Linked DNA regions of Homo sapiens: region 2 is linked to region 1. Evidence: chromatin loops called from intact Hi-C (ENCODE). Cell type or tissue: natural killer cell. All regions are shown on one strand. Links, peaks and the distances in the headings refer to the core of each region. The heading gives the core; the rest is flanking DNA.

The links. A loop is a pair of places that touch in the nucleus more often than their neighbours do. Peaks named below come from ENCODE experiments on the same cell type or tissue, not always from the same donor. Only the 100,000 strongest peaks of a DNase experiment are listed, where the experiment ranks them.
Region 2: a loop joins it to region 1, with 16 times the contacts of the local background. A loop is called at or near these places in 94 of 110 quality-filtered maps.

Annotation. Positions count from the first base shown.
Region 1 is chr4:4,255,424-4,263,682 of GRCh38, reverse strand. No RefSeq gene overlaps it. Among named protein-coding and RNA genes, the nearest start is that of TMEM128, 11 kb to the right of the region's middle. RefSeq lists enhancers at 3,867-4,161, 6,143-6,643. In natural killer cell, for the core only: CTCF peaks have their summits at 3,112 and 3,318; a DNase peak (open chromatin) is centred at 3,282; H3K27ac peaks cover 442 bases.
Region 2 is chr4:4,330,308-4,338,685 of GRCh38, reverse strand. No RefSeq gene overlaps it. Among named protein-coding and RNA genes, the nearest start is that of ZBTB49, 44 kb to the right of the region's middle. In natural killer cell, for the core only: CTCF peaks have their summits at 3,058 and 3,260 (motif pointing right); a DNase peak (open chromatin) is centred at 3,275.

The DNA of each region.
Region 1 (8,259 bases), core at 1-8,000:
AGATTGCTGTCTTTTAGATAGCACTTTTGCAGTCGAATAAAGAAAGTTTTAAGAGATCAAGTAGTTTTATCCAATTCATCTCCATTAGTGAAAGCTATTGAGAGTATATCATAGTTCTTTACTCCACCATTGAAAACTGATCCTCCTAGCGGGTGTTATTCTTTTTTTGGCTCAATGACGAACCGGGACTCCAGCATAAAGCAGATAATTGTATGTTGTTGAATTTGCCTGGATTTAGAACCAGGACACCATAGCGCTCAAGCTTGTAACTCCTTCCCTTGTTGAAGAAAATTGGAGATCAATTATTATCATCATCCAAGATAAGAGAAAGGCATATCCTATATATTTACCTGTTCTTTGTGGTTGATCTCAGAATATATTCAGCCTTTATCCCTTCTCCAAATTAAGCTTTCAAGAAATGGCTAAAATAGGCCTTCTAAATTTCTTTTTCACTCAGGGAGCGTATTATGTTTCTCATTTACTAAGTACAGAAAGTGTTACCTTATAGTGATTCCTGAATTACATGTGGGCGGGAGGTTGTTTGTGTAGTTAATCCTTGTTCTCATTCCAGTAAACTGGATTTTAGCAAAAGAGTTGGAAGGTAGGAGAAAGCTCGCCCTTTTCAATTTCTTTCTTTCTTTTTGTTTGTTTGTTTGTTTTTGAGACAGAGTCTCGCTCTGTCACCCAGGCTGGAGTGCAGTGGCGCGATCTCAGCTCACTGCAAGCTCTGCCTCCCGGGTTCACGCCGTTCTCCTGCCTCAGCCTCCCGAGTAGCTGAGACTACAGGTGCTCGGCACCATGCCCGGCTAATTTTTTTGTATTTTTAGTAGAGACGGGGTTTCACTGTGTTAGCCAGGATGGTCTCGATCTCCTGACCTCGTGATCCACCTGCCTCGGCCTTCCAAAGTGCCGGGATTACAGGCATGAGCCACCGCGCCCGCCCGGCCTTTTCCATTTTGTAAGAGGAAGTACTGGTCATAAGCATGTGGTGGGATTTCACATGGTAGGCTGGCAGTGGCTCACACCTATTACTATAATCTCAACACTTTGGAAGGCTGAGGCGGGTGGATCGCTTGAGCCCAGGAGTTCAAGACTAGCCTGGGCAATGTAGCAAGACGCCGACTCTACAAAAATATACAAAAATCTGCCTGGTGTGGTGGCTCACGCCTGTAGTCCTCCCAGCTACTTGGGAGGATCACTTGAGCCTGGGAGGCAGAGGCTGCAGTGACCCAAGATCATGCCACTGCACTCCAGCCTGGGCAGCAGAGTGAGACTCTGTCTCAAAAAAATAAAATAAATAAATAAATAAATAATAAATAAAATAAAGAATAGTGTTGGGAAATTGTCTTACGTGTCTTGAGTTTTGCTTCCCTCACAAACTTGTTGAGATCTCAGTCCTCTAGTGCCCTTTGTGCCTGCAATTCTGTACCAAGCCCTTGTATCATCGAACCCATTCTAAGTCACAAGGACTAATAAAATCATTCCAGATTGCCCACCCGGGCTGAGATCTAGGCTGGGTACTCGGGCACTGAGGTCTTCAGGAAGGAAGAGACAATACTGAGGCCAACACAAGGAGTGTTATGAGGTGTGCTGGTTAGAACGTGGGCCTGAGAAGGACTGCTTAATTTTGCCTGGGTGGGGATGGAGGGCACAAGGTTATTAAAGGCCCCCGGATTGATTCTTGGAATTTAAATTGTTATCTATTAACTGCTTGATGTTTTAAGACACTTTCCATATTCCTGCCACTCTATTTTCACCCAGGCTGTATGAGGTGACATGTTCTAAACAGGGTCCATGTGCCAGAATGAGACTCAAGGTTGAATCTGAGCTTTGTATCTCACTCGCCAAAGGTCCCTGCGTGGGCAGGTTACTTAGCATCTCTAAACCTCAGGGGTTTTTCTCTTACACCAACTTTCTATGGTAGATAGAGTGAAATTGATATACTGTACACAAAGTAGCACATAGTAGGTGTCTGAAAATATCTCCTCTTAAAGTACAGGAAGTACACAGACCGAGCAGTGTCTACCATTGGTTGTCCGAGGCACTGGCCCAACAGACAGGATCTGACGCCTTACTTTTTCATGCACAAAGCTCTCTAAGTGACTGGACTGCAGCAAAGAAGAATCAGCGAGGCCAAACCATACAGCATTTAAATGAAGAAATCCACTTCAATTTTTGAAGTAGCACTCTAGTTTACAGTTACTGTGTAACTATTTTTCTGAACAAAGACACAATCCTACGACTGCCAAACCTATATGAGTTAATATTTTAATGCAGGTTTCTATTGAAGTATACATATGTAAAATGTAAATGTACTGCTTCATGAGTTTCACAGAGTGCCCACACCTAAATCAAGAAACAGACTATTCGGCCCACCTTACTTCTGTCTGCATGGGTTGGTTTTGCCTGGTTTTGAACTTGATGTAAATGAAACCACACAGCATGTATCTGTTTGTGTCTTGCTTCTTTCACCCAACATTCCATGAGATTCATCTCTTGATGAAATGTTGGATTTTACAGACTGGTGTGGTGGCCCATGCCTGTAATCCCAGTGCTATGGGAGGCAGAGGCGGGAGAATCACTTGAGCCCGGGAGTTCAAAAGCAATCTGGGCAACATAGCGAGACCCCATCTCTACAAAAAATAAAAAATAAAAAAATTAGCCAGGTGTGGTGGCACATGCCTATAAGCACCTGTAGTCCCAGCAACTCCAGAGGCTGAGGCGGGAGGATTGTTTCAGCCCAGGAGTTGGAGGTTGCAGTGAGCATTAATCATGTCACTGCATTCCAGCCTAAATGAGAGAGTGAGACCCTGTCTCAAAAAATAAAAATAAAGGCAGGGCTCGGTGGCTCACGCCTGTAATCCCAGCACTCTGGGAGGCCGAGGCGGGTGGATCACTTGAGGTCAGGAATTCAAGACCAGCCTGGCCAACATAATGAAACCCCATCTCTACTAAAATTACAAAAATTAGCTGGGTGTGGTGGCACGCACCTGTAATCCCAGCTACTTGGGAGGCTGAGGCTGGAGAATCGCTTGAATCAGGGAGGCAGAGGTTGCAGTGAGCAGAGATTACGCCACTGTACTCCAGCCTGGGCAACAGAGCAAGACTCTGTCTCAATCAATCAATCAATCAATCAATAAAATGTTCAGCTGTTTCAGGGTGGCTAGGTTTCTCATGAAATCGATGACATCTTCTCCTCATCTCCTAGTGTGTACATACACTTTCTCATTGCTACTGAGTATATGCCCACAGGTGGCAGTACTAAGTCATAGGGTATATTTCAGCTTTAACAGATGTAGCCAGTTTTGAGAGGGCTTTTTAGCAGTTTATACTGCCACCCTCAGTATTTGAGGGTATATGCATTTATTTTGCCAAAAAATGCACCGAAATTTAGTATTACTCCCATTTCCATCTCTGTGTTTATCTTTTCAAAATAGCTCTCTTATTGGATGCTGTCAACCAAAGTCACCGGGTACCACTGGATGATAAAACTGTGGAAAATGGTGACTCCATTTTCCCAGCGGATTTCAGTCTTGGATGATGTTAAAAATAAAACGGAACAGTAATTTCTTCCAGCTTAAAGAATAGCATCTGCCTTCCCCTGTCCTTTTCATATTTAAGAAACTTGAGATCTTGCTCTCGGCTCACTTATCATTAGATTTAACAGCTTCTGTAATTTGGGGTTGGACCCTGCTTCTCACTGTCTGTCTCGATTACAACACAGACGATTTCTGAGAAAAAGAAAAATGGTATGTACTGGTGAAAAGAGAAGTTTCTTTGTTTTCTTTTGAGTGCAAATGCTACTTTCATTTCTTGTTGCTGTTATGGGATCTAGGGAAGCTTTAATTTATTCCCTCTGATACAAGTGATTAAACTGCCCCTTGGGTAGTTTAAATTGTAATTGCTGAGTAAATACATATGTTTGTCAGAGTTTAAAGGTCACACATCGCTCAGGAGGTCAGGCCTTTGTTTGGCCACAGAGCGGGTATTGTGAGCTGTTGAAATACCACCTTTGCTGCCCTCCTCCCTTCCCGGTGACCTCAGGCCGACTTCTGTCCATTGTAGATCAAAGGTAGGGAAAGATTCGGTTCCACTGAGCAGTTGCTAACAGCATGGCTTTGGGGATTTGGCAGCAAATTTGAATCAGGATACTATAGTAGTAATGTCATAGGATAGCCCCGCTCAGACTGATTTTATACTGAACAGGGAGGTATTATACAGCTGAACTTGAAACGGTAGTCTCTCTTGCAGGTTTCAGAAAAAAGTTAAGGTCATAGAATTTCTCAGTTTTAGTGTCCCTGCGTAACACCTCTTAAGCCTTTTGGCATCTGTGGCCATGAGATTCTAATTTAGATGCTAGGAGAGCTGGCATAAACATTTATAGCACTTGGCTATTTTTTGCTTAATTTATCCAGATTTCATGATGTTCTACAAAAGTGTGCCTGGCACTCTACTGTGTGAATGAGTTTGAGAGTTGTGGGTCTATAGGGATAGGCAGTAACTTCAAGACAATTGTAATGATGGCAGCTACTGTATCTTTTTTTTTTTTTTTTTTTTTTTTTTTTTTGAGACAGAGTCTCACTGTCACCCAGGCTGGAGTACAGTGGCATGATATCAGCTCACTGCAACCTCTGCCTCCCAGGTTCAAGTGATTCTTGTAACTCAGACTCCCGAGTAGCTGGGACTACAAGGGCACATCACCACGCCCGGCTAATTTTTGTATGTTTTGTAGAGACGGGGTTTTGCCATGTTGGCCAGGCTGGTCTTGAACTCCTGACCTCAGGTGATCTGCCCGCGTCGGCCTCCCAAATTGCTGGGATTACAGGCGTGAGCCACCGCGCCCGGCCTAGCTACTGTATCTTGGGGGCTCTTTGTGCCAGGTGCTGTGTCGGTTCCTGAATGTCAGGTCTGCTTCTTGCCGCATCACAGCACCCAGGCTGGGATTCTAATATGGTTGTCCTTTCCCTCACAGCTGGGCATTCTGCTCACGGTTGCCAGTCTTGAAAGGCTGACAGTTTCTCTCCTTTGTCTATTCTTTTCTTTCTTTCTTTCTTTCTTTCTTTCTTTTTTTTTTGAGAAAGAGTTTTGCTCTTGTTGCCGAGGCTGGAGTGCAATGGCGCGGTCTCGGCTAGCCACAACCCCTGCCTCCCGGGTTCAAGCAGTTCTTCTGCCTCAGGCTCCTGAGTAGCTGGGATTACCGGCATGCACCACCATGCCCGGCTAATTTTGTATTTTTAGTAGAGATGGGGTTCTCCATGTTGTTCAGGCTGGTCTCGAACTCCTGACCTCAGGTGATCCACCTGCCTTGGCCTCCCAAAGTGCTGGGATTACAGGCGTGAGCCACTGCTCCTGGCAACACTTTGATTTTTCTAAGGTTGGCAGAGGGATTTCCTCATACGCTGTGTTCAAACATGTGTTTGCACATTGACGTTTGTGATTTTCTTTTTTTTAATTATTTTTATACGTTCTGGGGTACATGTGCAGGATGTGTACGTTTGTTGCATAGGTAAACATGTGCCATGTGGTTTGCTGCACAGATCATCCCATCACCTAAGTATGAAGCCCAGCATGCATTAGCTCCTTTCCCTAATGTTCTCCCCAACCCCACCGCTGCCCTCCAGTAGGCCCCAGTGTGTGTTGTTCCCCTCTCTGTGTCCGTGTGTTCTCATTGTTCGGCTTCCACTTGTAAGTGAGAACATGTGGTGTTTGGTTTTCTGTTTCTGCATTAGTTTGCTGAGGATAATGGCTTTCAGCTTCATCCATGTCCCTGCAGAGGATATTCTCTTGTTCCTTTTGATGGCTGCATAGTATTCCATGGTGTATATGTACCACATTTTCTTTTTCCAGTCTATCATTGATGGGCATTTGGGTTGGTTCCAAGTCTTTGCTATTTTGAATAATGCTGCAATGAACATATGTGTGCATGTATCTTTATAATACAATGATTTATATTCCTGAGTATATACCCAGTAATGGGATTGCTGGGTCAAATGGTATGATTTTCCTTTTTACATTAAAAAAAATTTCTTTCGTTCCTTTCTCTTTTGTGAGAAATCACACCCGGATGTCATTTTCACTACTTCTTGATGAGGAGGTGTGGAGTCTCTCAAGGGGATGACATGCAGATTCTTACTGGCATAAAAGTGACCCTCAGTTGGCGAATACCTTATTGAATTTCTGTACTATTATTGGGCATGTCCTAAGCCCTCAAGCAAGGGATGGCAAATAGATTCTATCTGACACTACAACTAACTCTAGTCAACTGGCAGTGATTTTCCGGTGCTCTTCAGGATTTTGAGGCTTCCACCTGGCTGTCAAAGGGAAATAAATGCTGCATTTGATCAGCAACATCTGCCACGGGTCTGGGTGGAAAGGGGCACCCAGGTTGCCACATCTTCCCTCCTGGCTTCTCATCTATGGAGATGGCCAGCACCATGGAGCCAGCATTCAGCAAGAATGGCCCCAGGGAAGGGAAAAGGAAATGGCTGCGCTGCCATCAAGAGTGGGCCGAGGTAAATATCCGGTGCAGCATGACGCAGTGGGATTGGAGTGCAGGTGCACAATCCCGTGCAGCATATAATCAGTTATGTAACCATGTTATGGGTGGGCTCATCCCCTGGCTCTGAGCCGCTATTGTCTGTGAAGCGCACAAATGTATCACGAACACTGTGAGAAGGCATGCATAATGGAGTTGGCTGCCTTGCAGGTGGGGGTGGGTGGGTGGAGCCAGGAAATGGTGAGCACACTGGGGAGTGCAGCTGCAGACTGTGGAGCTGGCACTGAGTGGGGCTGCTGAGCAGGCAGCCAAGACAAAGGCTGACACAGAGAATAAAGCCATATCCCACCTGTATAAGATCCCTCGAGTGTTCTTTCAGCTACCCGCCACCGGTCCACCTACTCCCCTCGGACCCCAGCTTGGGTTGGAAGCTGACACTGACTTTCTTTCTTTTCTGTGAGGTGGAGTCTAGCTCTGTTGCCCAGGCTGGAGTGCAGTGGTACGATCTCGGCTCACTGCAACCTCCGCTTCCCAGGTTCAAGCGATTCTCCTGCCTCAGCCTCCAGAGTAGCTGGGACTACAGGTGTGCACCAGCACACCTGGCTAATTTTTGTATTTTTAGTAGAGATGGGGTTTCACCATGTTGGCCAGGCTGGTCTCAAACTCCTGACCTCAGGTGATCTGCCCACCTCGGCCTCCCAAAGTGCCATGATAACAGGTGTGAGCCACCACACCCGGCTTCTGACACTGACAAATAGCTTATGTCCTGAGGTGCTTTGAGTCATGAGACGCAGTTTAGCCTGGCAGCCGAAAGCTTGGGTTAGTATCCTAGCTCCCCCACTTTCCTAGCTTTGAGCCTACGGAGCAAAGACCTGAGGGATGGCTGACTTTTGAACTCCGACAAAGTAGGTATTTTCTCAGTAATTGTAATTAAACTACCAAACGGAGAGTTTAATCATTCATAGCAAAGGAATACTTGAAAGAAGCTCCTTTGAATCTCATAACAAAAAAGGCTGGTGCCTCCATTTTCTCATGTATGAAATAGGAATTATAACAGTAACTGCCTCATCCAGCTGCTGTGAGGATGGCGTAGTTAACACGTGAGGGGCATGGTAAATGATGGCCAGTTTGCACCACAGTCATCCTTTCTTCCACTGCTTCCTGCCCTCTTTCTCCTGGCATGGCCACCAGCCTCACCCCTTCAAGGCCGCGTTGCAATGACCTGCTGCTGCTCCCCTGGGAGTGACCATGAGGCCTTCGTGGGCAGCCTTTCCCCACTGCCTGGATTCCACTTTAATATGAATTGTTCCCTTTCATGGGTACTTCCTATATGCCAGGCATAGTAATAAGCCCTTTACATGTATCATTAAGCTTTTCAAAATCTCTAGGAGGGAGGCGTTATTGCTCCCCCTTCATAGATGAGCAGGTGCCGAGAGCTTACGTGACTTGTCCCAGGCCACATGGTAAGTAGCAGAATCAGGACTGATTTGAACTCAGGTGCTGTATGGTAAATGCATCTGATAGCAATAACTTAAGCAGACCCTGGGAATGACCTTTATGGCAGATGCACCTGAATGTGTGTTCCAGATTAGGGAATCCGGGACTGGCCAACCAGAGATTCTTTCCTTGTCATCTGAGCCCCTGTCCTGTCCTGTCCTGTGAAACACGAGCTGTACAGGGGATATTGAAGCCCTGAGTTTTGGGTTGCATGAAGGTTGCTAGGGATAGCGTGGAGGTTGTTAGGGGTGGGTGTCAAAAGAAGA
Region 2 (8,378 bases), core at 162-8,161, 75 kb before region 1:
CCCTGCTGGGCATCTTGGCCCTGGGCTGGCAGAGGCTAGGACTCTGGCTTTGCTTTTGAGGAGGCTGAGTCCCAGAGGCTCACTTGCTCATGACCAAGGATGGCAAAAACAGAGAGGAGGGAAAAGGAGAGAAACGGTTCCTGGAAGAATAGACATCAAAGCGGGGCCTGACATTCGCTCCTCCCCACCTTCCAACAGCTCTGTCAGCAATGAATTTCTCCTTGTCTTAACCCCTTTCTGCTTGAAAAAACTAGAGTGGTTTCTGTTTTCCTGAAGGACCCAGTCAAGGTCTCTTGTGTAATGTGTACCCAGTACATAAGCGTTCTCCTTCCTCCCCACCCTCGGAACTGTTTTATTGGGATCCTTAATGTGTTGTTCGTTGAATGTACCCTTCCTTTAAGGTCCACCTCAAACACCACCTTCCTCCATGAAGCCTTCTCAGATCACTCCAGCTCCTAGTGGTTGCTCCCTTCTGCCAACTCATTCATTCATTCATTCTTCAATGGATGTTTATTAGTGGCCCCCTCTGTGCCAGAAAAAAAAAATCAGATACTCCATAATACCTCTCAGTTCCATCCTATTTGAAAGGACAGTGCTGAATTTGACTTGAGGCTGTGCTCCCGGAAAACAGCGAGGATTAGGAAATACCCTCACCCCTTTCGTGTTCCAGGAAGCAGCTTACCGCAAAGAATCAACGTTTCCCAGTGGACGTGGGCGAGACCCACAGATGCCCATCCACGACTTGTTTGTTTGAGACAAGGCCAGGCACAGAACTTCCAAATTCTCGTTCTTTGCCTCGTCAAAGATTAGCTAAACTGTGTGTCACCACTCATCAATCTGGACTTGTTCATTCATCTGATTGACTCAAGTTTAGTTCAGCTTCTCTCCTCTCCCCAGGTTCCCAAACTTTGATCTACCCTCTGCCTGGGCCAGTGGATACCCCCTCCTAGTGGCACCTCCCAAAACCCTTGGCTGGCCACAGGAAAGACATTCTCTCATCTGCTGATTAATCACTCCCCCAATCCCGTCCATCCCACTCCCCACACCTGGTTCTGTCTAAGCCTTGTCTGCTCCTCCCTGGAGAAGAAAAGCTGTGCCTGGGCTTCAAGATGCTTGCAGGTGGCATTGCATAGCCTTCTCCCTATTCAATCATCCCTTCCCTCCTCTTGCAACAATTCTTTCTAATAAAGTCTCTGCTTACCCAAGTCCAGACTTTTTTTTTTTTTGAGATGGAGTTTTGCTCTTGTTGCCCAGGCTGGAGTGCAATGGCGTGATCTCAGCTCACTGCAACTTCTGCCTCCCGGGTTCAAGCGATTCTCCTGCCTCAGCCTCCTGAGTAGCTGGGATTACAGGAGCTCACCACCACACCTGTCTAACTTTTGTATTTTTAGTAGAAACGGGGTTTCACCATGTTGGTCAGGCTGGTTTTGAACTCCTGACCTCGTGATCCGCCCACCTCGGCCTCCCAAAGTGCTGGGATTACAGACATGAGCCACCACGCCTGGCCTGGTTTGTTGTTGTTTTTAATATATGTGCTTGTTTTTCTTTTTCCTAAACTTGTGGTAAAAAACATAACATCGAATGAGCCATGTGAACCATTTTCAAGTATAGTTGAATAAAGCACATTCACTTTGTTGCACGGCCATCACCACCATCCATCTCCAGAGCTTTCTCCTCTGTCCCCAGTAAACACTCACTCCCTGCCCCCTGACCCCAGCCCCTGGCACACACCATTCTACTTTCTATCTAGTGGAATCCCAGTATTTGACCCTTCCTACTGACTTATTTCACTTCACCTAATGTCTTCAAGACTCCTCCGTACTGTGGCATGTGTTGAAATTTCCCTCTTTTTTCCGGCTGGATAAAATTCCCCTGCATGTATGCACCAGAGTTCACTGATTCATTCGTCTGAAAATTGACACTCGTGTTGCTTCCACCTCCTGGCTATTGTGAATGAGGCTGCTGTGAATCGGGAGTGCAGCTTCTCTTCAAGACCCTGCTGTCTGGCCGGGCGCGGTGACACACGCCTGTAATCCCAGCACTTTGGGAGGCCAAGGTGGGTGGATCACGAGGTCAGGAGTTCGAGACCAGCCTGGCCAATATGATAAAACCTCATCACTACTAAAAATATAAAAATTAGCTGGACATGGTGGTATGAACCTGTAATCCCAGCTACTCGGGAGGCTGAGGCAGGAGAATTGCTTCAACCCGGGAGGTGGAGGTTATAGTGAGCCGACATCAAGACACTGTACTCTAGCCTGGACAACAGAGCAAGACTCCATCTCAAAAAACAAAAAAAGACCTTGCTGTCAATTCTTTTGGATTGCTGGTTCTGTTTTTAATTTTTAATTTCAGTATTTATTTATTTATTTTTGAGATGGAGTGATTTCCTGCCTCAACCTCCCAAGTAGCTGAGATTACAGGCACCCGCCACCCGGCTGATTTTTGTATTTTTCGTAGAGATCGTGTTTCATCATGTTGGCCAGGCTGGTCTCGAACTCCTGACCTCAAGTGATCCTCCCACCTCGGCCTCCCAAAGTGCTGGGATTACAGGAGTGAGCCACCGCACCTGACCTTCATTTCAATTTTTTAATATAGTTTTCTTTTCTTTTCTTTTCTTTCTTTCTTTCTTTTTTTTTTTTGAGACTGATTCTTAGTCTGTTGCCCAGGCTAGAGTACAATGGCGCGATCTAAGCTCACTGCAACCTCCGCCTCCTGGGTTCAAGTGATTCTCCTGCCTAAGCCTCCCAAGTAGCTGGGGCTACAGGCCTGCGCCATCATGCCCAGCTAATCTTTGTATTTTTAGTAGAGATGGGGTTTCACCATGTTGGCCAGGCTGGTCTTGAAATCCTGACCTCAGATGATCTGCCCGCCTCAGCCTCCCAAAGTGCTGGGATTACAGGCATGAGCCACTGCACCTGGCCTGACATGGTTTTTTAATTCGAATTTTGTGGGTGGCAAGCCACCCAGGTGCCAAGGCAAGAGACTGAGGGACACAAGCTGTTCCAGTATAATAAAGAAAATATATAGAATAAAAATAGTTATACTAGAAATAGATTATAAATATGATTACATATGAATATCATTAACCATTAGTTTGTAGTATTACTCTTCTTTCCAATGTTATAATAATCTTTGTTCTACAATTATAACCTAGGAAAAACCAGGCCATACAGAGATAGGAGCCGAAGGGACATGGTGAGAAGTGATCAGAAGAGTGTGAGCCCTCTGTCACGCCCAGACAGGGCCACTAGAGGGCTCCCTGGTCTCGCGGTAACACCAGCGCCTGGGAAGGCACCTGTTACCTAGCGGACCTCGGTTTAGCGGTAGCGTCAGTGCCTGGGGAAGGCACCCATTACTTAGTAGACCGGGAAAGGAAGTCTCCCTTTCCCTGGGTGAGTTAGAGAAGACTCTGTTCCACCACCTCTTGTGGAAGGCTTGACATCAGTCAGGCCTGCCTGCAGCCATCCAGAGGCCTAACCGTCTCCCTGTGATGCTGTGCTTCAGCGGTCACACTCCTGGTCCGCTTTCATATTCCACCCTGTACACCTGGCTCTGCCTTCTAGATAACAGTAGCAGAATTAGTGAAAGTACTAAAAGTCTTTGAAATGCATAGAAGAAATAATGGAGTAAGCTGTCCTCTCTCTCCCTCTGCCTCGGCTGCCAAACCGGGAAGGGCCCCCTGTCCAGTGGACACGTGACTCGCGTGACCTTACCTATCATTGGAGATGACTCACACTCCTTACCCTGCCCCCTTGTCTTGTATCCAATAAATAACTGTGCAGCCAGGCATTCGGGGCCACTACTGGTCTCCACGTCTAGGTGGTAGTGGCCCTCGGGCCCAGCTGTCTTTTCTTCTACCTCTTTGTCTTGTGTCTTTATTTCTACAATCTCTCGTCTCTGCACACGAGGAGAAAAACCCACAGACCCCATAGGGTTGGACCCTATAGAACTTGTCAAACATTCTGAGGAATCTCCGAACCATTTTCTGCAGTGGCTGCAGCACTTTCCATTCCCACCAATGGTGCATGGTGGTCCCGATTTCTCCACATTTTCACCAACACTTGTTATTTTCTATTTTTACTTTTTTTTTAATAGTAGCCATTGTAATAGGAGCAAAGTCATATTTGCTTCTTATTTGACAAAATCAATACATATTACTGAGCACTAAGTGCAAAGCCACAACAGATGTGCAGGCAGGCAGGATGAGAAGGTGAAGGCTATACAGGGCTTTGCTATGAGGGCGGGAAGGTGCCACCTTCTTGGGGCTTCTGCCCTGAGAGCCCCGGGGCCCAGTGAGCGTAACCCTGCAACAGGTGCGTGAGTGAGCGAGTGCTGGGTGTCAGAGGCTCGGACTTCCACCACGCATGCACCACAACCTAGTGAGAGGCACAGAGGCACAGCGACCAACCCAAAGACCCAGCACAGAGGCATTCCAGAACACTCCCTCCTGAAGGGGCTTTTGAGATGATTGAGTCTGGGGATGCTGGAGACCTTCCTCGTTGGTGCAGTTGGTCAGGCTGAAAACATCTGTGGCAGCACAGTGTTGAGGAGGACCCTAGAGTCAACCTGAGCTCAGTGAGAAAATACTGCAATCAGCAAGCAAGGCAGGCCAGGGGCATGGGTTGTGGGTGAGCAGGAAATGTCTTCATTATTATTTGTTTATTATTAGTTTTTTAGAAGGGGTCTCCTCTGTCACCCATCGCCTAGGCTGGAATGCAGTGGGGCAATCTTGGCTCACTGCAGCCTTGACCTCCTGGGCTCATGCAACCCTCCCACCTCAGCCTCCCAAGTAGCTGGGACTACTGGTGCACACCACCACGCCTGGCTAATTTTTGTATTTTTGTAGAGACGGGGTTTCGCCATGTTGCCCAGGCTAGTCTTGAACTACTGAGCTCAAGTGATCCTCCCTCCTCAACCTCCCAAAGTGCTGGGATGATAGGTGTGAGCCATTGCACTAAGCCAGAAATGTTTTTACAAAAGAAAAAAAAAAAAAAAGCAAGGCCCAGAGAGGTCACGTGCTTTCCCCAAGCTTGCACAGCAGGAATGGCGGAACACAAATCGCCCGATGGCTCTTCTGTCAGCCAAACGGGCAGATAAATACGAAGCACTAAGTGTCTTCTTCCTGCTTTGTGGCTGCCGTCACCAGTCACATCTGCCAACGCCAGGGACAGTCTCTGTAGCACGCATCTGGGAAACAAGGCTGGCCCCAGTCCTGTGGTTTGGCCGGAGCCCATATCCTCTGCATTCCCATATCAGCTACTTCTCTGGAATGAAAACCAACACTAGCTGCTGAAAGAGAATTGTAAAACCTTAAAACCACAGGGCTGAAGGGAAACTTTAGACAGTTTCCAGTCTACTGCATTTTTTTTTTCCCCCAGAGGGAGTCTTGCCAAGACTGTAGTGCGGTGGCACTATCTCGGCCCAGTGCAACCTCTGCCTCCTAGATTCAGGTGATTCTCCCACCTCAGCCCCCCGAATAGCTGGGACTACAGGCGTCCGCCACCATGCCCAGCTAATTTTTGTGTTTTTAGTAGAGACGGGGTTTCACCATGTTGGCCAGGCTGATCTCGAACTCCTGACTTCAGGTGATCCACTCACCTCGGCCTCCCAAAGTGCTGGAATTACAGGCGTGAGCCACTGTGTCCAGCCTCTAGTCTACTGTTTTCTAACATGCCTGACTTCGTGGGGAAAAAAAGTCAGTGGTTAAAAAATATTAAAAACTTTAAAATGAGAAAAATGCCAGGTAACATTTATTTTTAAGTACCACCTGGGTGCCAGACACTGCATTCATCACTCTGGGTCTGTTCATTTTGATGAGGTCGCCAGCTTAGCCTGCATGAAATGCTGAGATTCCAATAACAGATTTCCTTCTTTGCCTTGCCCACTAGGAATCTCATAACTGAAGGTGGAACTCACAGGTATTGTTAGGACTGTATGTATGTCAGTTTCTGGGGTTGCCATGACAACATACCACAAACTGGGGGACTTAAACAACAGAAATTGATATTCTTACAGTTCTAGAGGCCAGAAGTATGAGATTAAGATATTACAGGGTTCCCTCTGAAGGTTCTGGGAGGGACCTCTCTTCTAGCTCCTGGTAGTTTCTCGGCTTGTGGCAGCACTGTTCTAATCCTCACATGATGTTCGCTCTGTATGCGTCTGTGCCCAAATTCCCCTTTTAATAAGGACACCAAACTGGGAGCAGTGGCTCATGCCTGTAATCCCAGAGCTTAGGGAGGCCAAGGCAGGAGGATCACTTGAGCCTAGGAGTTTGAGACCAGCCTGGGAAACATAGTGAGACTCTGTCTCCTCTAAAATTAAAAATTAGCAGGGTGTGGTGGCATGTGCCTATAGTCGTAGCTACTTAAGAGGCCAAGTTGGGAGGATCACTTGAGCCAAGGTTGCAGTGAGCTATGATCGCACCACTACACTCCAACCTGGATGACAGAGCAAGATCCTGTCTCAATAAATAAATAAATAAAATAATAAGGATGCCAGCCATATTGGATTAGGTGTCCATCCTATTCCAGTGTGACCTCATCTTAACTTGACTCATGATATATAGATGACTCTATTTCCAAACAGGGTCACATTCTGAGGTCCTGGGGTTTGTGACTTCAACATATGAATTTTTGTGGGACATGGCCACCTTCTCGCCATGTCCTCACATGGCCTTTCCTTGGTATGTGCTCATGGAAGGCGAGTGAGTGAGGTCTCTGGTGTCTCTTCCTACAAAGGCATGAATCCTACCGGATCAGGGTCCCACCCTTATGCCCTCATTTAACCTTAATTACTTCCTTAGAGGGCCTTTCTCCAAATGCAGCCATACTGGGAGCTAGAGCCTCACCATATGAATTCTGGGGGACATAGGCATTCAGCTCATAACAGCATGTTATGCATTTCCATGTAGGAACCATACCCCCTGGCTTCATCTCATCCTGCACCTCTATTTTCCCTTGGTATTTCCATAGTCTTCTTGGAGCAAGGCACATGTTTATAAACACAAAATAGTGGAACTGTCCAGAGTTGATATATGGAAGCCAGAAGGACAGCACCCCCCATGATTGACTGGTCATTTCCTGGAGTCTCTTCTGTCCCCGAGGTCAGTGGTTTCACTGTTGTCCTTCGAAGTTTCTGGGGGTCTCCTGGAGCTCAAGGCTGGAGGGGGATAAAAGGATAAGGGGCCAGGCACACAGGGCTCTGGGTTCCCATCCTCCTGTCAACCGGAGCATCCAGTTTTTCTGTCCTGTGGACTGGGCTTCCACGTAACATGTCATGAATACGTGTTTGAAAAGCCTGCAGCCCAGCCAGAACCACCAGCTCAGCCAGAAGGAAAAAGTGTCTCTCCTCAAAGCTGAGAGTTCTCTCTCTCTCTTTCTCTTCTTTCTTACAGTCAGTGGGCAGGCAGTCTACAGCAAAGGGCCCTGATAAAATTACCTTGTAATTTGAGAATCTGGGAGATGAAAAATAAAATGACCAGCTTTCATTAGCAATAGGACCTGTCTGTCATGGGCCTCACTGCCCTGGACTCTAGGATTTGAGAATTACAGGCAGCTTCGTTTACTGGGCCACTCAGCACTCACTACTGGTGCCAGGCATTGGGGTCACTAGGGCCACTGCCCCACGGGTGCTGAGATGACAGCCCCCTGGGCAGGTGGGTCTGCTGCTGGACAGAGGTTGGGTATGTGTGCAGGGTTACAACAGGCCAGGCGGTGGTGGCGGGCATGGCCAGCTTTAAGGCCTGCAGGAGGTGGTGAGGAACAAGATGCAGCCACACCTATGTCTGGCTCTGTCTGCAGACCCAGGAATAGGGTGAATTAAATTGTACGGTCTTGATATATTGCATTTGAAGCCTTCAAACCTGAGTAACTTCATTAGTTTGCTAGGGCTGCAGTGGCAAAGTATCAGGAGCTCAGTGGCTTAAAAATAGACATTTCTGGCCGGGCGCGGTGGCTCATGCCTGTAATCCCAGCACTTTGGGAGGCCGAGGCAGGCAGACCACCAGGTCAGGAGATCGAGACCATCCTGGCTAACACGGTGAAACCTCGTCTCTACTAAAAATACAAAAAATTAGCCAGGCGTGGTGGTAGGCGCCTATGGTCCCAGCTACTTAGGAGGCTGAGGCATGAGAATGGTGTGAACCCAGGAGGCGGAGCTTGCAGTGAGCCGAGATCGCGCCACTGCACACCAACCTGGGTGACAGAGCAAGACTTCATCTCAAAAAAAAAAAAAGGACATTTCTGCTCTCACAGTTCTGGAGGCTGGAAGGCCAGGATCAAGGTGTCTGCAGGGTTGCTTCCTTCTGAGGCTGTGACAGGGAATCTGCACCAGGCCCTCTCCTGGCTTCAGGTGCTTTGATGAAATCTTTGGTGCTC